Regions from separate parts of the Mus musculus genome. Here all the other regions are linked to region 2. Evidence: chromatin loops called from intact Hi-C (ENCODE). Cell type or tissue: heart. All regions are shown on one strand.

Evidence for each region. Peaks named below come from ENCODE experiments on the same cell type or tissue, not always from the same donor. Only the 100,000 strongest peaks of a DNase experiment are listed, where the experiment ranks them.
Region 1: it touches region 2 in a loop (2.8-fold over the local background); 8 of 42 quality-filtered maps call a loop at or near these places.
Region 3: it touches region 2 in a loop (10-fold over the local background); 18 of 42 quality-filtered maps call a loop at or near these places.

What each region holds. Positions count from the first base shown.
Region 1 is chr17:32,630,747-32,638,746 of GRCm38, forward strand. Cyp4f37 (cytochrome P450, family 4, subfamily f, polypeptide 37) reads left to right here. Exons shown (of 13, transcript NM_001100187.1): 8 at 553-619; 9 at 814-943; 10 at 3,433-3,566; 11 at 3,683-3,747; 12 at 3,912-3,994; 13 at 4,230-5,438. The coding sequence ends at 4,473. Among named protein-coding and RNA genes, the nearest start is that of Cyp4f37, 13 kb to the left of the region's middle. In heart, CTCF peaks have their summits at 1,359 (motif pointing left) and 4,501 (motif pointing right); a DNase peak (open chromatin) is centred at 4,475; H3K4me3 peaks cover 922 bases; H3K27ac peaks cover 540 bases.
Region 2 is chr17:32,524,730-32,532,729 of GRCm38, forward strand. It overlaps Cyp4f17 (cytochrome P450, family 4, subfamily f, polypeptide 17), which reads left to right. Exons shown (of 13, transcript NM_001101445.2): 9 at 106-235; 10 at 3,112-3,245; 11 at 3,318-3,382; 12 at 3,547-3,629; 13 at 3,988-5,429. The coding sequence ends at 4,165. Among named protein-coding and RNA genes, the nearest start is that of Cyp4f16, 7.8 kb to the right of the region's middle. In heart, a CTCF peak has its summit at 4,223 (motif pointing right); DNase peaks (open chromatin) are centred at 3,362 and 4,222; H3K4me3 peaks cover 922 bases; H3K27ac peaks cover 670 bases.
Region 3 is chr17:32,679,164-32,687,163 of GRCm38, forward strand. Cyp4f15 (cytochrome P450, family 4, subfamily f, polypeptide 15) reads left to right here and starts at 6,468. Exons shown (of 13, transcript NM_001346538.1): 1 at 6,468-6,648; 2 at 6,896-7,094. The coding sequence starts at 6,635. In heart, a CTCF peak has its summit at 1,446 (motif pointing left); no DNase peak of the experiment used is centred here.

The DNA.
Region 1 (8,000 bases), 110 kb after region 2:
TACAGAAGTGGATGCTCACAGTCATCCATTAGACAGAGTACAGGGTCCCCAATTAAGGAGCTAGAGAAAGTACCCACAGAGCGGAACGGGTTTGCAGCCCCATAGGAGGAACATCAATATGAACTAACCAGTATCCCTAGAGCTCCCTGGGACTAAACCACCAATCAAAGAAAACACACAGAGAGACTCAAGGCTCTAACTGCATATGTAGCTGAGGATGGCCTAGTCGGTCATCAATGGGAGGAGATGCCCTTGGTCCTGTGAAGGTTCTATGCCCCAGTATAGGGTAGTGCCTGGGACAGGATGTGGGAGTGGGAGGGTTGGGGTGAGGATAGGGTATTTTCGGGGGCAAAACTAGAAAAGGGAATAACATTTGAAATGTAAATAAAGAAAATACCTAATTTAAAATAAAAGGGAGACCTCAAAGCCTACCTACACAGGGACACAGTTCCTCCAGCAAGGCCACACCTCTTCTCTGTGGTCAAGCATTCAAACATGTGGGTGGTCTGCACACACACATGGTGTGAATCGAGGGTCTTGTTTTGTCTTCAGGATGAACATGGAAAGGAGCTGTCAGATGAGGACATCCGGGCAGAGGCTGACACCTTTATGTTTGGAGGTGAGAGTCCCTGTGTAGGGCTACAGAGGAGGTAGAGGTGTGCCAGTCTCAAGTAACTATTTTGGGGAGACCTAGACTCCCTCCATTCTTTCTTTCCATCCATCCCTTTTTGGAGCCTTTCTGTCTGGATACAAGTGCCCCATTTTGCTGAAACAGGCCAGGGACACAACCCTGCTTGTCTCTCTACCCTTCAGGCCATGACACGACAGCCAGTGCACTCTCCTGGATCCTGTACAACCTGGCGAGGCACCCCGAATACCAGGAGCGCTGCCGGCAGGAGGTTCAGGAGCTGCTGAGGGGCCGAGAGCCCCAGGAGATTGAATGGTGAGCATGATAGTCTCTGCTCTTGGAGCTTCTGGTCATCATGTTCTTTGCTGTATTTATTACAGGGTGTGTCTATGTAGCTCAGGTTGGATTACAGAGTCTTAACCCCCGTGCTTTTAGGGATTACATGCCCAGTTTGGACATCTTCCTTTAGATAATTATGTCTCACATAGCAAATTAGGTTTTGTTATAGAGTTTTCAAACCCAACTTGATTTTTCTTGATTCTCCTCCTCCCATCTTGTGAATTTCCTTCTGGCTTTTGTTCCCCTCTTCTCTTGTAGTTTATAGACACCTCTTTTTCAATCCTTTTGTAATCCCAGGGTGTATCTTGTCAAGTTTTTAGTAATATTTTATACATTTCAAAATACCAAAGCTGTTCTTCCAGGTCCTGAGGTCAATCCTCAATAACCACATCGTGGCTCACCATGGTCTGTCATGGGATCTGATGCCCTCTTCTGGTATTTCAGCAACAGCATACTCATATATATTAAATAAATAAATAAAACAAAATACCAAGCGGGGGGGTGGGGAGGATTTTTTAGACTCATCTTGCAGAAATGACAAATCTTTGGAATGATATAGTCTTTTAATTTCCTCACTGTTTTAGTGTTTTCGATGTATTTGAGAATCTACCCTATATTTGGAGAGGCCAAGAATTTTTGTTTTGTTCTGTTTTTAGATAGAGTCATATTGTGTTGCCCTGGCTCACCTGGAGCTCACTGTGTAGACCAGGCTGGTCTCAAAGTCTTAGAGATTTGCCTTCCTCTGCCTCCCATGTTCTGGGTTTAAAGGTGTGTGCCATCACGATGTGCAAGCATTTGTTTTATTTATGTATCTATTGAGACAGCTGCCTTCTTCGACATGACAGCCTCCAGCTTACTCTTTTTTTTTTTCCTTCTGCGGAAAAAGCTTTATTGCTTACATCTTCAGGAGCAAGAGCTCCAGCTTACTCTTTAGCCTCTACCTCTCCAGTCCTGGATTTCTTTTCCGGGCTCCATTTAATTATTTTTGTTGCTAATTGCTAGTTTTCTTAACATCTTCCTCAAAATCACATCTCTACTTCTCTGCGGTGTGTACTGTCTTCTTATGCCTGTGTTCCACAGGCCTCATGAATAAAGTAGTTTTTAAGAAAATGTTTCCATTTTTATCATTATAGTTTTATAATAAGTTTTAGTGAGATTGGCTCCATCTTTTATTTTTTTAATTTTATTTTACTAGATATTTTCTTTATTTATATTTCAAATGCTATCCTGAAAGTTCCCTATACCCTCCCCCTGCCTTGCTCCCCTACCCACCCACTCCCACTTCTTGGCCCTGGCATTCCCCCGTATTGGGGCATATAAAGTTTGACAGACCTAGGGGCCTCTCTTCCCAATGATGGCCGCGTAGGCCATCTTCTGCTACACATGCAGCTAGAGACACGAGCTCTGGGGGTATTGGTTAGTTCATATTGTTGTTCCACCTATAGGGTTGCAGACCCCTTCAGCTCCTTTGGTACTTTCTCTAGCTCCTCCATTGGGGGCCCTGTGTTCCATCTTATAGATGACTATGAGCATCCACTTCTGTATTTGCCAGGCACTGGCATAGCCTCATACGAGACAGCTATAACAGGGTCCCTTCATCAAAATCTTGCTGGCATGTGCAATAGTGTCTGAATTTGTTGGCTGATCATGGGATAGATCCCCAGGTGGGATAGTTTCTGTATAGTCTATCCTTTCATCTTAGCTCTAAACTTTGTCTCTGTAACTCCTTTCATGGGTATTTTGTTCCCTGTTCTAAGGAGGAATGAAGTATCCACATGTTGGTCTTCCTTCTTGATTTTCTTGTGTTTTGCAAATTGTATCGTGGGTATTCTAAGTTTCTGGGCTAATATCCACTTATCAGTGAGTGCATATATAGTGACTTCTTTTGTGATTGGGTTATCTCACTAAGGATGATATCCTCCAGATATATCCATTTGCCCAAGAATTTCATAAATTCATTGTTGTTAATAGCTGAGTAATACTCCATTGTGTAAATGTACCAACCACATTTTCTGTATCCATTCCTCTGTTGAGGGACATCTCCATCTTTTATTTTTAAAACCACTTTTCAGTGCCAGCTTTAACTTCACTAGATATTCATTCTTCTAACTAGAATAAAGTTGTTAAGTGGGGTGCAGTTAGTGGGGGACATTTGCTTCCCCCTTCCCATGTTTTTGAGATTTCAGGGGAGAGTAGTGTTAATCTTTGATCTAAGGACCTAGATCTTAGTTGACCCCTATGGCATCAAAACTTGGGAAGTGGAATGACAAATACAGGAGTTCAAGGTTGTTCTTAGTAGTTAGACACAAACACACAAAGGAACTGGCAAGCATCCTTGATTCATCTAGAATATAATTTGTTCCATGACTAAGCATGAGAGGCGAGTGGTTAATCCAACCAGAGGCTGATGAGGCTGAGCTTAGACTTTGTTTTGCTCCTGAATAATTGTGCGCTGTGTTCCTTAGGGACGACCTGGCCCAGCTACCCTTCCTGACCATGTGCATCAAGGAGAGTCTGCGGCTGCATCCCCCAGTCATAGATCTCCTCCGCCGCTGCACCCGGGACATTGTGCTACCTGATGGCCGGGTCATCCCTAAAGGTGTCCTGAAAGTCAAGGGCGAAGGGAGGAGCAGATGGGAAGCATCTGAGTAGGGTGATGGTCTCTAGGGGCAGCTTGGACCTGGCTAGTACTGACTGGATCCTCCTACCCAACAGGGAACATCTGTGTCATCAGCATCTTTGGTATTCATCACAATCCATCAGTCTGGCCAGACCCTGAGGTGGGGGCTCCTCCAGGCATTGCTGGGAGGGACATGGGAAGGGGATGTAGCCCCAACCTGGAAACAAGAAGCTGTCACCCCTGTCTCTATGTCTACTTTTGGGGGGCTGGCTGGGTGTGCGCAAAGAAGCAACCTAGAAAGCCTCATCTTGCCCCTCCCCTCAGGTCTATGACCCCTTCCGCTTTGACCCAGAAAACGCACACAAGAGGCCTCCTCTGGCTTTTATTCCCTTTTCTGCCGGGCCCAGGTGAGACCAGATGGCTTGTGGTGATGGGTGGATTCTGGGGCTGACAGTGGGAATAGGGTGGAGCTGGGATGGTTGGGTTCTAGTTCTCCTTACCACCCTCTGCTCAGAGAATGTGCAAAAGTCTGCAGAACCCAGGGTTGGAAGTTGAAGGGCTGACCAGGACTGGGTCAGGTTGGGTCCAGGAGCTCCTTTCTAGGCAGAGCTCAGTCAGAGTCCCCATCCTGTCACTCCGCAGGAACTGCATAGGACAGACTTTCGCTATGAATGAGATGATGGTGGCACTGGCGTTGACTCTGCTGCGCTTCCGCATCCTGCCGGATGACAAGGAGCCGCGCCGGAAGCCAGAGATAATCCTGCGGGCGGAGGGCGGGTTGTGGCTGCGGGTGGAGCCGCTGAGCACAGTGCTGAAGGACTCCAAACCTGACCTTGAGGCTTCTTTACCCCACCCTCCAATTGTTCTCTCCGGTTCTCAGAATTAGCTTGGCTCCACAGAACGCCAGCAGGGGGCGCTAGAGGGCCACAGAATCAGCCGTGGTCTCTGAAGAGAATGGGTTGGTGTCTTTGAGGCAAAGTACCTGTTTGCTGATTTAGCCCAGCAAGGCTTTCACGCTGAGAGTTCTTTTCCAGTCGAAGCTTGGACTTCATCCTGTTAAAGTCACTGTAGATTTTGGAGCAGATTAGGAGAGGGAGTCGAGTTTCTGGCATGCTTGGCACTCTTTAGTCACTGAAACAAAGCCTAATCGCACTCTTTCCACTTTCTTCTGCCTTCTCTTCCTCTTCGTTATATTTGAAGCGCTCTTCCAGTGTTTTGGCTTCTTAGAGCTGCACTTACAGCAGTGGGCTGCCACAGTACCCCTGGGGGGTGGGGGTGGGGTTGTTTATAAAGTTTGACTAAAATGGTTTCTCAGAAAGGTCTGTCTTGGCACCTTTGAGAAGGATGTTAAATGACATTCTGGGCTTGTGATTCCCAAGGTCCTAAGGCATCTTAAAGTAAACAAAGTCCCAGAATCCTTCATTAACTTATGTCCTGGGTCGTGTTCACTGAGACTCCCACTTAGTTCACAGGAATCTTCTAATTTTCCTTTCTAGTAGCACCTCTGGGCTTTGATCCCTTCACCCTCTCACGAACCCATTAAAAACAGTGTCAGGTGGACGCTGTGACTCAACCCTGAGATCCAGTCCCTGTGACAGGGGGATCGTGAGTTGGAGACTATCTTGGAATACATAGAAAGTCCTGGCAGGCCTTGCCTTCCCCCACTCCCTCCGCCTTGCTAAACTGTTAGACTACATTCCTAAAGCGAGCCACCAAGATCTATTCCCTTACTTGGTCACTTCCTCCTCTTGAGGCTGACTACCAAAGTGCAGCTATCACACTATTGAAGTACAGCAATCAAAAGCCCTCTTTGTTTCCTCTAATTAGCATGTCTAATTAAACACTCCATCCTAATACCTGGTTTCTTAATTTACCTTTATAAACTGCCATTTGCCTATGGGCTACATTGGTCTCCTCTCTATCCAGAAGTCCTTTGTCCCATTCTGGGACAAACAACCTTCTCCCATCTCTTGTGTTTCCCACCCCTTCTCCCCTGTCCTTTACCCCTTGTCTTTGTTTCCTATTTCCTGTCCTTTGTCCCTCTGAAGCAAATAAGTCTTGGGGACCCTGTGCAGATATTCTCCCTTTCCCTTTGCTTCTGCCTAGGATCGTGACAACGGATGGCTGCAGGGGGTGGGGAAGTGTAGGTCTTTGCATTCCACAGATCACAACAGATGCCTGTGTAATTCTTAAAAACACAGCTAGGCCTGTTTCTGACTGGCTACAGTCATCTGTTGGTCTCCTGACCATGGAGAATGCTCCCTTTGCAGGACAGTTTGGGAACAGCAGGCTTTGAAAATACTAGTTTTCCCAGGTTTAGTATAATGAACTGCTGCGGGATTCCAGGAGGAACACATACCTCTTTTCTGAAAGTTCTAAGACCTGACACCTGATGCCCTTGATGACAGGACAGAGGTGGCAGCGAGGCTAGGTAGATGGAGGTTGGAGTGGTCTCTAACATTCTGCCCCTGCAAGGATCACTGTCTTTCCCCTCCCGTTCTGCCTGATGTTCTAAGGCAGTTTTCTCCTATTTGACACGTTCAGTCCAGGAGGAAGAGGGAAGGTTTATGAGGCCCAGTAGGCAAATAGCATCTTATGTACCGAGCCAGATTTGTTTTTGCTTGTTTGTTTGTTTCTAGACAGGGTTGCTCTGCTTATCCTGGAACTTGCCTTGTAGACCTCCAACTCACAGAGACCCACTTGCCTCTGCCTTCTGAGTGCTATTAGTAAAGGCTTGGGACACTGCTGCTTGGCTCACCAGACTCTTGAAGCCCCTTCTCGAGTTTTATAGAAGAAACAAACAACTATTCGGGAGGAGACTGAGTGAGCTCAGGGTTAAAGTTTTCCTGCATTGTTGCCCTTTTGTGATGGGTGGACTTTTTTGAGCTACCCCTGTTTCTGTAAGCCCTCACCAATACCCTGGCAAGTAACCCCAATAAAAAATTGCTGATTTACTGAGTTGGACTTTGGTGTGATTGTCACTTTGGTCAGTGGTAAACACTCTGTGACATAATTCCTGGGAGGATATGAAGAAACCAGACAGGGAAACGATGACAAATCAAAATAATGACACCACCAAAGTCCAACTTTGCAAACCAATGTGCTTTATGGGGTTACTTACAGGAGTGTGGGTGCAGTCAGCCTAGCAGGTTGGAGGGTACCCTTTCCCAGTAGTCCATTGCTCTGAGCCTCTTCCCATAGCTCGGCTTATCTCTGCTCCTCCCAGGTAATTTTATAAAGCACGTTTCCCCTTGCCCCTCACGACTTAACTCTGAGATCACACCGCAGCTAGCTCTACTTAGGAAACCCATGCTTGGTCCGGCTAGCCGCCATGGTGCTGGCCATTGCTCTCTCACACCGCAGCCCACTTTTCCAGCTGGCCTTGCCAAGCTGCTCAACGCAGTCCCTCCTGCGTTCGACCACAGCCACCACTCATGCTCCAACGATCAGCCAACCCTGCGGTTGGCTCTGCGGACTGCCAACTACCACCCTGGTCTTACTCAGCTCCCATGCTAGCTCTCCTGGTCTCTGCTTGCTACTTGCCTGGTGCCACAATGGCCACTCCGGTCTCACCCAGCTCCCTTTAGCCCTGTGAAAGGAAAACACTAAAGACTTTTGTAGTTTAAAACTGACCAGGTAACTCAAAGGCTGATAAAAGAATATCCTGTCCCATCGTCCTTGCCCTCCTCAGGCACAACTGCAGAGGCCATGAGCTATCGGTGCCCTGAGAAACCTACCTGTTTGCAACTCCTTGCAGGCCTGCCGCCTGGTCCAGCTCCCAGTCTTCTCCTGTCATCTCTTCCTGTCCTGCCCGGAAATCTTGTCTTCTCTTTCATCCAACTATTAGCTTCTGCCATCTTCATTTAGCCAATCAACAATTAGGGAAATAATTAGGGAAGTTCCTCTTACGCACCTAGTCTGGGAGTCTGTCCCAGCAGGGCCTTCATAAGATCCATCTCTATGGTAATTTCTTAACTAGTGATTGATGGTGGAGGTCCCAGCCCATGGTGGTTGGTGCCATCCTCGGGCTGGTGAAAGCAGGCTGAGCAAGCCATGAGGGGTAAGACAGTAAGTAGAATCTTTCATGGCTTCTGCATCAGCTTCTGCCTGTTTGAGTTCTTGTCCTGACCTCCTTCCATGATGGACAGTGATGTGGAATTGTAAGCCAAATAAACCCTTTCCTCCTGAAGTTGCTTTGGTCATAGTGTTTCAGCCCAGCCATAGTAACCTTAGAAGCCTTATTTGAAATCAGCCCTGTCGCCATACTTCCATCCCGAGCTTCTGGACTCAGAGTTGGTCTCAAACCAAACTTGAAATTCAGTGATTCCACTAAACTAGCTGGCCAGCAAGCCTCAAGAATCTTCTGACCCCGTCTCTGCCTTCTCAGGGTTGCAGGTGTATGCCATTCCACCC
Region 2 (8,000 bases):
TTCTATCCATCCACTGCTTTGCTTGGGGACATGGGTGTCCAAGTATTATTTACTCTGGGGTGCTAAAGCTGTCCGTACACCCAGACCTTCCTGTCTGTCCCTCAGGCCATGACACCACAGCCAGTGCACTCTCCTGGATCCTGTACAACCTGGCGAGGCACCCCGAATACCAGGAGCGCTGCCGGCAGGAGGTTCAAGAGCTGCTGAGGGGCCGAGAGCCCCAGGAGATTGAATGGTAAGTTGGTGAGTCTAGAGTCATGAGCATAGCTGTGAGCGGGAATGGTAGGTGGGTTTTTTTTTTTTTTTTTTGTAAAATAACATTTATTTATTTGTTTATTTGTTTGCTCGCGTGCGTGCGTGTGCGTGTGCGTGTGCGTGTGTGTGTGTGTGTGTGTCGGGTTGGGAGTGTGTATGTGCCAAGTACCCATGTGGGGGTCAGAGGACCTTTCAGGGATTGGTTCTCTCTTTCTACCACGTGCATTCTAGGGACTGAACCTGGCTTGTCAGAATCAGCAGCCAGTTTCTTTCCCCGAGGAGCTACCCACCTGGCCTGGTTTGGTGTTTTGGGTTATATAGTTCAAGCTGGCCTTGAACTCCTCCTCCTCCTCCTCCTCTGCTGTGTCTACCTCCTGGGATTGCCCGACAAGCTAGGACATGGCTTCTTAAATCTCTACTGGCTGACCCCTGGGAATTCCTAGGTCATATCCTCTATCTACTTTTCTCTTGGGTTATGTATCCTTTGCTTGTGGCTTGCACAATTTACACACACACACACACACACACACACACACATGATAATAGACAGACAGGATCCCAGAAACCCGTGAATGACTCTTTTGAATACTATTGTGGTCCATGGTATTTTTTTTTTTTCTTTTGAGACAGGGTTTCTCTGTGTAGCCCTGGCTGTCCTGGAACTCACTTTGTAGACCAGGCTGGCCTAGAACTCAGAAGTCCTCCTGCCTCTGCCTCTCAAGTGCTGGGATTAAAGGCGTCAGCCACCACCGCCTGTTTTTTTTTTTTTTGTTGTTGTTGTTGTTGTTGTTAAGATTTATTTATTATTATACCTAAGTACACTGTAGCTGTCTTCAGATACACCAAAAGAAGGTGCCAGATCTCATTACCATGCGGTTGCTGGGATTTGAACTCAGGACCTTCGCCATGGTATGTTAAGACATATAGATTGTTGATTTCTGTGAATAACATACTCCCTCTTCCTTCTGGTATTTAAGTTTAAGCTTTTGGTGTTCTGTCATAAAGCTGTCACTTGTGCTATTTTACTTGGACTTTTTTTTTTTTTTTTAAATTCTCCTCAGTCAGTCTGGTAAGGATCTGAGACGTGGGTACAGAATTGCAGTCAGTCAGTGGTGCTCTCTCCACTAGTTCAGGTGTGGTTAACAATACATGCTGCACGTTTATTCTCACACAAATACATGATAGTGGAAAATTCCGTCCTAGTCAGAACAGACAAATATTTATTTTTAACTTACTCACTTTAAAAAAGATTGACTTTTATTTCTGTCTGTGTGTGGGTGTGTACAGGTGAGTGAGTGTGAGTGCCCTTGGAAGCCAGAAGGTGTCAAATCCCCTGGAGCTGGAGTAGCAGCTAGTTATGAGCTGCTCTGTGTGGGTGCTAGGAAGTGAAGCGGGATCCTCCAGGACAGTGGTGAGCACTCTTACTAAGCTTGTTCAGACAGTCCCCCTAAGCTCAGGCTGGCTGTCACCTCAGTGGAGCCTAAGCTGGTCTTTCAGGCTGGCTGTCACCTCAGTGGAGCCTAAGCTGGTCTCTCAGGCTGGCTGTCACCTCAGTGGAGCCTAAGCTGGTCTCTCAGGCTGGCTGTCACCTCAGTGGCCTAAGCTGGTCTCTCAGGCTGGCTGTCACCTCAGTGGAGCCTAAGCTGGTCTTGAAGTGTTGATCTTCCTCTTCCACCTTCTGAGTCTTGAGTGCCTCCATTTAATTTTTAAAGGCCTCTCATGTTAAATAAATGAAAAAAAAAAACCAGTTAAAGATATCCTCTTTGTTTTTGGTAATGGTATCTTTCAATAAGTATGGTTTCAAAAAAGAAATATTTCCAAAATATGAATATCAAGTTAATTTCTCCACTATTTTTTTGTTTTGGTTTTCTAATGCTTTAATCTTTGATTCGGAGTTAAGCATTGTGGCTCCCTCTTGTTCTCTTAGCACTTATGAGGTGGCGGCATAAGGATCAGGTCAAAACCATCCTTGCCTATACAGGGAGTTCAAGGCCAGCATGGGGTACATGAGACCTTGCTGACAAAAACAAAAACAGAATATATCTAGGCATGGTGGCACATAGGACTTAAAAGGCAAGTGGAGCTCTGAGTTCAAGGCCAGCCTGGTTTACAGGGAGTTCTGTGCTAGCCAAGGTTACATAGTGATACATAATGTCAAAGCAAAGTAAAATCGATAAAACATGGCTGGGGTGATGGCTCTGTGGGTAATGTACTTGCTGATAGTATGAGGACTTCAGTTTGAGTTCTCAGACTCCATGTAAAAGGCTATCCCAGCACTGGAACACGGGAGCAGGAGATGGGATTATGCTGGCCAGCCAGTCAAGTCAAAATATGCAGTTCTCATGTTCAGTGAGAGACACTGTCTCAACACCGAAAACGTCGAGGGATAGAGAAAGATGCTCAAGGGTGACCTCTGGCTTACATAACACATACCCACACAAATAAAAATAATGAACAAATATTTTTGATTCATCTTAAATTAACTTTGTTTTTAGACTCATGATCACAGTGAAGCAGTAAGGGTTTCAACAAGTGGCAGTGAGGCTGGCCAGTACTGTTTATGCATTACAGGTGTGTGTATGTGTGCGTGTGCATGTGCGTGTGTGTGTGTGTGTGTGTGTGTGTGTGTGTGTGCGCGCGCGCGCACGCACGCTCGAGAGTGTGTGTGAAGTCCATGGCATGTGTGGAGGTTAGAAGACAACTCTTGGATAGGAATTGGTTCTCTCTTCATACTTTGTGTGGTCTGGCTACTGAATTCAGGTCATTGAACATGGGTGCTAGCCCTCTAATTACAAGCATTCTAGCAGGCTAGGACTTTGTTTTTACACCCTGGATAATTACGTGGTGGTTTCTTAGGGACGACCTGGCCCAGCTGCCCTTCCTGACCATGTGCATCAAGGAGAGTCTGCGGCTGCACCCCCCAGTTACGGTCATTTCCCGTTGCTGCACCCAAGACGTTGTGCTTCCAGATGGCCGGGTCATCCCTAAAGGTGTGGACTGTATGGGGAGGTGGCTCCTGATGGTCCCCAAGGGGGCAGCACTGACTTTTTTCTTGTCCAAAGGAACCGACTGTGTCATCAGCATCTTCGGGGTTCATCACAACCCTGAAGTCTGGCCAGACCCTGAGGTGCGACACCTCCCACTCTCTAATTCTGGGACCCGGGGAAGAGGTGTGGCCCTTACCTGGAAAACCAGATCTGTCACTCTTCTGTTTCCATGTCCATCTTTTCTGGGACTGTCTCCATGTGAATAGAGACGCGACCCATAAGCCTAGTCTTGGTTGACCTGCAGGTCTATGACCCCTTCCGCTTCGACCCAGAAAACCCACAGAAGAGGTCTCCTCTGGCTTTTATTCCCTTTTCTGCTGGGCCTAGGTGAGGTGAGAGGGCTTGCGGTGACTGAGGGGCTGACAGCTGGGACAGGGGAAGTTGGTATGGTCAGGTTCTGGGACTCCTTCCTGCCCTCTACTCAGGGTATGTGCAAAGATCTAGAAATCCCGGGGTGGAAAGTGAAAGGTGGGGGCCCTGTGCTCAGAGCCCTGTCCCGATCTGTCTTGGGCGCTGAGTCTGAGAGAGCTTTGGGAGTGGCAACACAACACTTGGCGTCCCAGGAGCTTCAGCGCACCTTCTGCCCCTCAGGCTGGCGAGGCGAGACAGGGACCAGGTCAAGTTCAAACCTTGAGGGCTGGTTAAGTCTCAGTGCAGTAAGAGTCACCAACCTGTCCTCCCGCAGGAACTGCATAGGACAGACTTTCGCCATGAGGGAGATGAAGGTGGCACTGGCGCTGACTCTGCTGCGCTTCCGCGTCCTGCCAGGTGACAAGGAGCCTCGCCGGAAGCCAGAGCTGATCCTGCGCGCAGAGGGCGGGCTGTGGCTGCGGGTGGAGCCTCTGAGCAAGGGCACTCAGTGACCAGATCTACTACTGTCCCAGTCACTTTCCTCTGCCAATCCCAGAGTAAGCGGAGTTTCACCCAGAGCCATCAGAGGGCGCTGCAGGACAACAGAGGCTGTCTGGAAGCTTGGCTGAGAAGAGACTGGGGCTGCTGTCTGAGTCCAAGGGCCTTTCTGGGTAGCCCACAGGGCCTGCAGACTGATGAGAGTTCCATGCACCCCAGCTCAAGAACGGCCTTTATTCTTTTGGCGATAAGGAGGCACTATAGATGTTTGAGCAGGAGAAATGCAACGTTTACTGGCCGATTTGGGGCAGTTTTCTTTTTTCTTTTTTTTTTTCTTTTTTTTTTTTTTTTTTTGAGACAGGGTCTCAGCTTTTAGTGGATATAGCAGGCTGGCCTTTAACTTGTAGCAAATCTCTGTCCTAACCACCAGAGCGGTGCAATTAGAAATGGGCCACTGTGCCTGTCATATCTGAAGGGCTGTTTATTAGAAATGAAGGGCAGCTTCCCAGGGGAGAAGCCTGGGAGCCCCTCCAAATGATATTAAATGATGTCCACGGCTTGTGATGGCTAAGGCCACTGAGGCAGCTTCAATTTAAAATGACCTCACGCTGGCAGGCTTCCTGTGTGGTGGTGTCCTTTCAGGTTCTCACTTACTCCTCTTGGGGCTGGGTGGTGGTGGTGGGGTGGCTCCATGGAGAGACAGGCAGATCCCAGTGCCTCACTGGCCAGCCTGACTTGCTGAATCAGAGCTGCAGGTTCAGTAAGAGATTCTGTCTCAGGAAGTAAAGTGGATGTGAGTATGAAGACACCTGACATAAACCTCTGGCTTCCCCATGTCTGTATGTGTCTCAGCACACACACACACACACACACACACACACACACACACACACTCACACACTTAACTTTTCTGACTGTTCTAGGATTTGATTTTCTTCCTCCTACCAGGAAGTCATTGAAACATTTTCATGACTTAAAGACTAGTCTGGGCTATATAGAAAATTTGAGACCAGCATTGAGAGACCTTGTCTCAAAAGTTAAAAACCAGAGTTTTACATATTTTTGCTTGTGAGAAATGACTTTAGATGGGCTGGAGAGATGGCTCATCCGTTAAGAGCATTGCCTGCTCTTTCAGAGGTCCTGAGTTCAATTCCCAGCAACCACAGGGTGGCTCACAGCCATCTCTTATGGGATCTGATACCCTCTTCTAGTGTGTTTGAAGACAATTACAGTGTACCCATATATAGAAAATAAATAAATCTTTAAAAGAAGAAAAAATGAGAAATTACTTAGGAGCAAAAAAGTATGATTTTTAAAAATATTCTTTTAGTGTTCTGTTTCTATGTATAGAATGTCTTTGGGTTTTTGGTAGCAATCTGCTTGAAGCCCGGGTCTTGCACTTGTTAGGGAAATCCTCCCCCACTGAGCTACATGCTCTTGCTGACCGTGCATTAAGGAATATTGTGATCTACCCCTCTGTTAATTGTAGGAGGTTGCCTATAAATGTAGGAATTTGCACTTTGGGCAAGGTTCAGCAGGGCTGGGTTTCTTGGTCACTATTATCTAGGGTGGCTCATCTCACAGGGAAGGGACCAGTTTTCAAGATGGCTGACTCTCATGATGGACTGTCCTTTCAGATAGACTCTCCACAGGACTGATTGGTCTTCCCTTTTATATGTATGCTGGGGCCAAGAGTGTGTATTTCAGTAGGGGTGCAAAGGAAATTTTACTTTATGATGTAAACTTCACTATCCAAGAAGTTATGGATGCTCTATAGAGTCAAGGAGAGTGAGATTAGGCCACATTCCAGAGTCAGACAGCATTCTACACAGAAACAGAATCAAAACATCTCTCTCTTCTCTCTCTGACTCTCTCTCCTCTCTCTCTCTCTCTCTGTTTCTCTATCCCTCCCTTCTTATGTGTGCCCAGAGGGTGGGGCAGTTTGAACCACATGATGAGCCTGCTGGGAATCAAACTAGGGTCCTCTGCAAACGTAGTACATATTGTTAACCTCTCAGTCAATTCCTCAGCCCCATTTTCTTATTTCCCATATAAAAGTTTCCAATATGGGTATTAATTTCTACAGAGAGTTCTGATGTGATTTTAAGTATTTAACTCATTAATAGCCTTTGTATATGCCCAAGAGTGTTTGTTCATGTGTGCAGGTGTGCATGTGTGCACATGAAGGTCAGAGGAAAATCTAGATTGATATCCACTATTCCACTGGCTTTGAGACAGGCTCTCTCAGTTTCTGCTGCCCTTGGTTATATAGAGTCAGGTCTCAACCTATGGGTGGTTGTGACCTGATTGTGAGATACCAAAGACCATTGGAAAACACACACATATATATATATACATTATGATTCATAACAGTAGTGAAATTACAGTTATGAAGTAGTAATAGCAATAATTTTATGATTGGTCTGACCACAACATGAAGAACTGTATTAAAGGGCCACAGCCTTAGGAAGGTTGAGAACTAGTCCTCTAGAGATTCTCCAGTCTCCACTTCTGTTGCAGGTCATCTCCACTCCGGCGGAGACAAGAACGACATGGACACCAAGGCGGGTTCACGCAGCAACTTCTTTACTTCGGGCTTTTCCCCCTACAGCTCTCTTCCCCAGCAGCCTCTTCTTCCTCCATCCTTCTTGCAGCTTCTCTTACAACAACTCCCCTTACAACAGCTTCTCTTACTACCACTAGCTTCTACTTAGGGCAAGGGCTAAACAACAAAACTATACTCTGCACTGCACCACCTGACCTCATCTAGCTCCACCAAACCTCATCCAATCAGAATTCACACACACTCCAGGCAGGAGCTCAGGTCGGTCACCAACAGGCTGACAGGTCCGGATCATGAGGAGCAGTCCAGCCTGGCAGGCAGCCCACACATGTAGCCTCACCATGCATGCTCGGGCAAGGCAGTAAACATCTTGGCCCATGCGGCCGCATCACTTCTTGCACACTTCCCATCTACCCGCAGGGTCACAATGGGGGTTAAAACATTTCACCTTTGTCCTACAAGCTCTAATTTTGATCTAAAGCAAAATGCATTCATTCAGTTCCTAAACCTGCCATCATTTAGAGTAATCCCAACACTTACTCAAAAGTCCCTAGTCCAGAGTTTCCTAAGAGATGTGAGGGGAATTCTTAATTGTGAGGCCTTATAAGAAACAAACGACAAACTAAAAATCCACCTACGAACATATTTCATGTATAAACATCAGAGTCCAATAGAGAGAGAGTAATGTGGGCAAAGAAAGGAAAAGTAGGAAAAGAAAAATTTAAAATGCAAGACTGAACCGTACAAAAAACATCCCTGTAGCTTCATATCCAGCACCTGGGGTGCCTGACAGCATCATCACTGCTCCAGCAGCCATTGGGAGCTTTGCCCCTTCTGCTGCTTCTTGCAGCAAAGAGTTTTTTTGGGGGGGGAGGGGAGGGGAGGGGAGGGGAGGGGAGGGGTGGGGAGGGGTGGAGAGGGGAGAGTTACTTCCAGTTTGTGTCTGAAGGATTTCACGGGAGATATCTTATTCTCCTGACATCTCCCAATATCCCGGGGTCTCCATGTCAACTAAGCATTCAGATTCTCAGCAGTGTGCACCATCTTTCAAGGCCGTAGTGAGACACTGCCTGGCTTCAGTGGCTTTCTTGTTGCCAGGTGCAAGCCTTCAAGCCCCCGCCCTGCTCCCATAGCTTTCATGCTTGCAGAAGCAGTAGTATGTGACCTTGCTGACAGGCTCTGCTGCCTCCAATAGCCTCTGTGTTTTTAAAGTTGGTTCTGGAAACATGGTTCCCTAGGTGAATCACTTCAGCAGAAGTGAATCACTCTAGCAGCATTCTCAGTTC
Region 3 (8,000 bases), 150 kb after region 2:
CCACATTCTTTGCCCAAATAGCCTAAGAATGGTCTTTAGGCCAGTTCCTAATACTGCTCCCCTCTGAAACCTCTTAGTCCACACTGCCCTCACCGCTACTTTCTTCTTTGTTCCTTCTATGATGGCCCATTAAGCTTTAAGCTATGTTAAAAGCATTCAACCACTTTTCTAATTCAAAGTCCAAAAGGCTTCCACATTTCTCAAAAAACAAGCATGTTCAGGCGTATCACAGAAATACACCATTTCCTGATACCAACTTCTGTCTTAGCTACTTATCAGTTGTGAAGGGACACCATTACCAAGACAACATAGAAGAGTTTATTGGGATTTATAGTTTCAAAGAGTTAGTCCATGTTCATCTTGGAGGGGAGCATGGAAGCAGGCAGGCATGGCACCAGAGCAATAGCTGAGAGCTTACATTTGATCCACTGATATTCAAGCCACTCCTCCTAGCATTTGTCAACTATTCTGTTCTAATTAGAGAAAGTGCTAGAGTATACAGACTCAGGAAGGTTAACCGAAGTTCGCCTACTCAGCTATGGTGTGTTGGTCAGAGTTTTCTAAAGGAACAGAACTGATAAAATACATATTAATATATATTTGTATGTATACTTAAAGGGGAGTTTATTCAGGTGGTCTGATGGTGGTCTGGGTAGTCCAACAATGGCCATCTATAGTTGCTGCTCAGTTCACGAGGCTGCACGTCTCAGCTGTGTTACTCTAGTCAGAGGTCCTGAAGGGTTGGTCCCTAGAGAACTGCTTCAGGCTCTCTTCAGTCTGCGCTGGAATCCTGGAGAAAAAGGTTTTCAGACCAAAGAAGGAGTACTTAGCCACAAGACAGATGAGCTTGCCAGCACGAGTGAGAGCAAGCAGGCAAAACGCAAAAGCTTCCGTCTTCCGTGACCTTTCACGTGGGATGACAGCAGGAGATGGGGCTCAGACTTAGGATGGGTTCTGACCTCAGGTGACTCAGTCGAGGAAATCCCTCATAGACTGCCCAGCTGCTTGGGTTTAGTTGATTCCATATACAGTCAAGTTGGCAACCAACATTTAGCCATCACATATGGAGAAACTGCTTTGAAGTCGTCCACACTTTTGTGCACAGCCTCTCATTCATGCTCTGTAAGTAAACCCAATAAACTCACTGTTCCTTCGGGTGAGCTTTAGCGGAACTATATTTTGTGTTGTTGTTGCTTTGTAAGTTCATAATTGCTCAAGTTTACACATCCTCGGGCAACAAATAGAGTACCACAATTAAAAAAGAAAAGACCTTCCCTTTTTCTCTCTCACCAGCTAATCTATTCTTTGCAAACCTGCTTCATGCCATAATTGGTATTTGGGATCCTGAATGTCTTACTTCTTGCTCAGGACAAACAAGCTTTAAGATCAAAAAGGACGTAAAATGAACGAGCCTGTGGGTCTGAGAATGGAAGAAGCTCCCTCTGCTGGCCAGTTTGAGAACATCAGGCTCTTAGGTCATTAATTCAAAGTGTGAGAAACTGAATGTTTGATGGTTAAGTCTGTGTGCACTTGTGCAAATGTATTTATAATGTGTGCTGTGTATGTACATGTGGAGGAAAATGTGTAGAGTGTGGAGGAGGTTTTTATGTGTGCTTGCATACTGTGCTGGTTTTTAAGTGTGTGTGTGTGTGTGTGTGTGTGTGTGTGTGTTGCAATCACTGGGGCTTCTCTTACAGCTAGCTCCCTGGCCCTGTTCTTAGACCTAACCTTTTCAGTACAGGCCACAAACCCCAGACAAACATAGCCCTTGGGAGCAATCTTCAGTCCTGAAGGATGGTCACGGGTGGGCAACTATCCCATCTCCAGAGATAATTCTAGGCATGTACATCGTACTGTTTGTCTCCCAGAGACCCACAGCATGTCTTAGCCCAGGTGGACACTGTACAAACTTCAACACATGCCTTTAACGTTCCCTTCCCATCACTCCCACTGTGTTGCTGGTTCCCAGGGGTCCTCTTTTAGCACCTGGTAGTTAAAATATTGCCTAAGGGTCACCTCCAAGGAATAGAATTTGAGCTTCACTTTTTTTTTACAGCCTGCTTCTAAAGAACCTAAAATAGGACAAACATGGTGACTGGCTCATGAATACCCACAGGCATACATTATATCATGCCCTTAGCAATTTGAGGCTCAGAGAAAGTAACTTACTTGCTCAAGGCCACACAGCTGGTGAAAGATCGAAGCCAGCTTTAAAAAAAAAAAAAAACAAAAACAAAAACAAAAAACAAAAAACAAAAAACAAAAAAAACAAAACAAGGTTACTGGATCCCAAGCCAGAACTTCACAGTTTTTTTTTTTTCCAAAAGCCTGCTAAGGTTGGAGGATGCTCAATGAATGGTTATAGCTACCAAGTTCCCTGATGGGTGTGTGAAAGGGACCCAAGAATCCTAGCTAGAAGCCATGTCCTCGTTCTATCCCAAAGGTAAGAATGGAAAGTCCAGGCTTGGTGCTGGCTGCACACTAGGGAGTATTGATTTAATTCCTTGATCAATATTAGGTATCTAATCTCCACATCAGCTCTACTACTTCCTCTGGAGAATATGAGAAAACTTTAGTGCCCTGAGTTGAGGAAAAGTGTCCCATGACACAGCTGGAGCTGACAGGTGCCATCTGTTCCCACACATGATACTGATTCTTGAAAGTCACACATACGGAGTTCTGCTGCGTGTTAAGCATGACATGCAACAGTTCCCTGTAGCTATTCTTTGGCTACTTTGTGAGTTCTTCTTTCTTCCACCACTCTCCACCCCCTTTCACACACCCTATCAAGCCCCTAACACTAGATAAGGGAGAAGAGAGGACAGAGAGGAAAGGATAGGTCAGGGGTTGGGAGACAGATGGTGCCATCCTTAGACTACTTCCTGCTGAATAGGGGTGTGGAGTTCTTAGGGGCAAGTTTGATCTTCTGAGTCAGGATATCTAATTTCTTTTTGTTGTTTATTCTTTGCCCATGCATACTTAACAATGACCAACAACAACCCACCAACCAGCATACCTCTCAGGGTTCTAGCATTGATAATTCCTCTAAAAAGCCCCCAGAATTCCAAGTATCACACCATCACAGAAATGATATGCAGCTGGCAAAATCACATCCCTGCAAGAGCAGATGGTCAGCTACTGTGGACAATCTAAAGCAGCCTTATATCCCACACCTGGGATTAAAATGAAAACATATTCTTATATGTCTGTGTTTTTTTTTAAAAACAAAATTCCAAAATTGTCACAAGTTTCCTTTTTTAAATATTAATGGTATTTTAAAATATAAATGATAGTCGCATAGAGTAGTAAATGTTGTGCAAACTGCTACCTCCACTTCATATAAGAAAAGAGGGCTGTGGAGACAGCTAGGTGGGTGACTGTGATCTAGTCGTAGGCAGAGGCATGCCCTTGTCTTCTTGTTAATCCAACAGGATGGACCAGGGCTCTAGCTAGACACTCAGCTGTAGGAAGGGAGGCTTACCTGAAGATAATGTACTCTTTCTTCCCAGACCCTGGTGCAATGCCCAGGAGCCAACATGGGGTAGATCTGGTCTGCTCACCTTTCTGAGTCAGTAGTTTTCCCTTTTTCTTTCTTTTTCTTTTGGACACCTGCAAGAGTCTAACTATGCCTTATAAACTCCCTAACACTCTCAACTTCCTTACATCTTTTCTAAAGTTCTTTTCTTCATCGAGTGACTACCTGTTACCATGTGGTTGACCTTCATGCTGGCTTGGCTTTTCCAATCTCCTCCTCAACACAGCTTTGAGAATGACAGCTAGTGGGCCCTGGGAATTTCCTTTGAAACTCTAATAAATTATCCTTAATCTGCTTGAGTCTGTTATTGTCCTTGAGTTTCTTTTTATTAGTCACTTTTCTGTTGCTGCGATAAAGCAGCTTGGCCAAGGCAACTCATGAAAGAGTTTACTTTGGGTTATGGCTCCAGAGGGACAGAATCCATAATGGCAGGTGGCCATGGGTGCGGGAGCAGGAAACTGAGAGCTCACATCATGAACCACAAGCACCAGAAAAAGCAAACTGCAAGTAGGGTGAGGCCTTAAATTCTCAAAGCCCATCCCCATGGGACACTTTTCCTCAACTCAGGGCTCACGCTCTTCTTCCAGCCAGGCCACACCTCCTAACCCTCCCCAAAAAAGCCACCAAGTGAGGACAAATTATTGTTAACAGAATCTCAATTATTTGATTTTGCTACCAAACACTCAGGAGCCAGAGGCTGGGGTGAACATCTGCTAGCTCAGAGAAGCAGAGAAAGTACCCAGATGACCTTTCTCAGACAGCCTCCCAGAAGCAAATCTCCCTCACCATCTCCGAAAACCTCCTCCAAACTGAATCTCCCTCCCTTCTACTTCCTATGCATCTTTCTATCCATCTTCCTGACTTCCTGTTACTCTCTATGGCTTTTTCTTAATAATCCTATGTTCACTTCCGGTCAACTGGTTGCTTGCTCTGCCTCTTGACCTAAGATTGACTTTATTTAATCCTGTTTACAGTATTCAAGCACAAAGCTCTTGGATTAAAGGTGAGTGCTAAGGTGGAGCCAAGTCACAACTATAAACAGGTTTTTCCAGTAAATTACACTATCTCAAGGTTCACAGTGTTATCAAATATCCTGCAACAACAAAGTCGTCAGATGCCTTAGACTATGGGAGATGTAGCTCACTCAAACGACGACACTTTAATTATTGAGACAAAAAAAAATGGGGAAGCAATTCTTTTATTAACATATGATTAGTCTTCAGGAACTCCCCAAGATCTCCAGTAACATTTCTTCCCTGTGTTTTAAACCTTTAATTAAAACAAACAAACAAACAAACAAACAAATGCAAAAAACTGTTCCTGCAACCCTAGAGGGTATTACACTTGTGCAAACATAACAGCCTAGGTTCAAATCCCCAGAGCCCATAGAAAGTCGGGCATAATTGCACACATGCATAATCTTAGTACTTTTGTAGAAAAGGAGGTGGAAGTGGGGGAACCCCTGAAAGCCAGTGATTCATTGAGCTTGGATTACGCAGCTGCAAAATCAATAAGTGGCCCTCAAAAAAGGTGGCCTGTACAGACTGACCCTCAAGGCTGTTGTGTGACCAGTGCTGTGTTCTGCTTGTACCTGTCTGCTCAGGGCTGCTCTCCACCTCAACATCACATGTCTCCTCCCTCTCACCATGTCTCAGTTCACATATAGGTCAACCTAAGTTATGTTCTCCCAGCTGAGCTGCTGACTCCTGGCATCTGACCTGGGGACTTGGTCATTGGGCTGTACTCCTTTTTGCTGCTCCAGAGAGTAGTGGCTCTCTCCAGACCCTGAGCTGCTTCAGAGCAGCATTTGAATTTTGCCTGACTGTGTAGCTGGTAGGCAGAGGCATCCTGGACCTCCCAGTTTTGTGCCATGAAAGGCTACATGCAGGTCTCAGACCCCATGAGAGAAGTTTCTTTGTGCAGTGAGCAGAACTTGTCTCTAAGTGAAACTATACCACGCCCACATGGGCCCCACAAGATTCAAGGATTTTTGTGGAAGTTGGAGCGAAATGACTGTAAGAGCCAGAAGTCTAGAAGAATAGGACCAAACAATGCCTTCTGGGTATGGTAGGACCTCTGCTCTAGTGAGCTCACAGACGCTGCAGTGAACCCAAGATAACACCAAGCTCAAGATAACCAACATTCCAGCACTGGGGAAGGGATGGTGAGCCCTAGCCCCTAGTTGAGGAGTTATTGGCAGCTGATGGTGGTGGGAGAGTCAGCTTTCTCTGAGGGTCTGATCACTGGTAAGCCTTTTGTCCCTGATAGGCACTACACCTATTTGAATCAGTAAGTTATTTAAAAAAAAAAAAAAGGGAGGGGTGTGGGTAAGGAGCCAATCTGGAAGGAATTAAGCGGGAGAGTAGGAGGCAAGTCTGATCAAAACACATTTTATGCATAAAATTCTCAACAACAAATTAATAAAATATTGTGTATTTAAAAAAAAAAAAAGGTACATGCTGTGAGTGCAGTCCAGTGCAGAGGACTTTGGGAGATGGTCTGTGACCAAGCCTGGCCTGGTTGCATTCTCCTAGCAGGAGAATTCCTGTTAATGATTTTGCTAGATACACTGTCGTCTCTGACGAGTCTCTGACGCGTAGGGATACCCCTACTTGGCTGTGGATGTTAGACTCAGACTTACCTCTGCTAACCTCAGAGTTTTGCTCCCAAATCTCTCCTGCCCTCAACCTCCATCCCCATGCCCATCCTCCATCCCACCCCCCCACCCCCCGCCCTCCCCCATGATGTGAGAGGGAACAAGTTCTAAGGCTCTGGTGTTCATGCTGTGACCCTGAATTGATTTCACTCTGTACCCTGCTGACCCAACCCCCTCCTTTTGGCCTTCTGCCCCAGAGGGGAGGAGGCAGTTGGGCCTGTGAAGGATTGGCTGACACAACTGAGCTCAGCCTCCTTCAGAGCAGAAGCCAGGAACAAAGAAACTCTAAAGGAAGGAGAACCGTGGGAAACTCACTGTTCCTGAGAGAAGGTGCCTGGCTAAGAGTAGGTTAAAGAGAACTCTAAGCCTGAACCTGGCTGCTTATTTCTAGATAACCAGCTATCTGAAGCCAAAAAGTCAGAGTGATCCTGTTGGCTTCAGACATGGGGTTTTTCAGGTAACATCTCCTGGCAGTTTCATTCAGGAATTTTGGGTCTCTCCCTCTCTCCCTCTCTCCCTCTCTCCCTCCTCCTCCTCCTCCTCTACCTCCACCTCCTCTTCCTCCATATTACTGCCTATTTCCACCCCATGGATCTCTCCTCCTACAAACAGCCTTCATTATTCATATCCCTGGTCCATTATGCCTGATGGCCCCAACCTTCTTCCAACCTCCCAGTCTCACTGTCTGTCCATTTGCCCCACAGGATGCCACAGTTGGACCTGTCTTGGCTGGGACTGAGGCTGGAGGCATCCTCACCATGGCTGCTTTTGCTGCTGATCGGAGCTTCCTGGCTCTTGGCCCGTGTCCTGACTCAGACCTATATCTTCTACAGAACATATCATCATCTTTGTGATTTCCCTCAACCCCCCAAATGGAATTGGTTCTTGGGTCACCTAGGCATGGTGAGTGCAGCAATATATTGTGGGTCTTGTATTTTGGAGAGAATGGACCAGGAATGGACCTCAGGGGATGGGTCTGAAGTCCTCCAGCATCCTTCACTAGCTTTTCTCATGTCCCTGCCTCCACCCCTACTTTGCTCTGGATTAATTTCTAGTCCATCTTTCTTACACTGGTGGACACTTCCAAGGTAGACAATACAGAGTGAGGACCCCTGGGGTTCCCTCATTGTCTGCTGGACTTGAGGCCTCTTGGGAAGCTCTGTCCAACGTCAATGCCATTTTTCTGTCAATCCATATCAGGGTTTCCATGTTTGCCTGGGGGTAATCTCTGGTATTCCTCTCCTACCACCCATGAAGCAGGAGAGTTATGGGTTGTCTTCCTGCCTCTTGTTCCTGAAGCACTTTTTACTTAAAAGCTGTCAGTTCTTCCCTAAGATGGACCATTGAGTCCTGTTGCCCAACTGAGATAAGAGTTGTCTCTTCACCCTCCCGTAAGCATTCCTTGACCCCGTGCCTTAGATTTTGACCAAGTCTGTTCTTGCCTTTGGGTGACTCGGTCTCAGTTGCTTCACTTGCAAACACCGAAGCTCACAACATCTGTACACATCAGTGACATCATACGCAGGGTGATGTTTGGTGAGAGCATGGGGCCTCACAGGTAGGAGTTTCTGCCCTCCTAGAGAATTAGTGGTCCCCTCTTGTCCTGGAGTTGACTAGTCCCTGCTCTGCAGACCTTTTGCACAGTTGGAACTGCAGACCTATCCAAGTTTTGTTTTCATTCTGTTGCTGTGATAAAACACTGACCAAAAGTGACCTCAGGAGGAAAAAGTTTGTTTGAGGGTAGTCAAGGTAGGAACTCCAGCAGGAACTTGAGACAGAAAGCGTGGAGAAACACTGCCCATTTGCTCA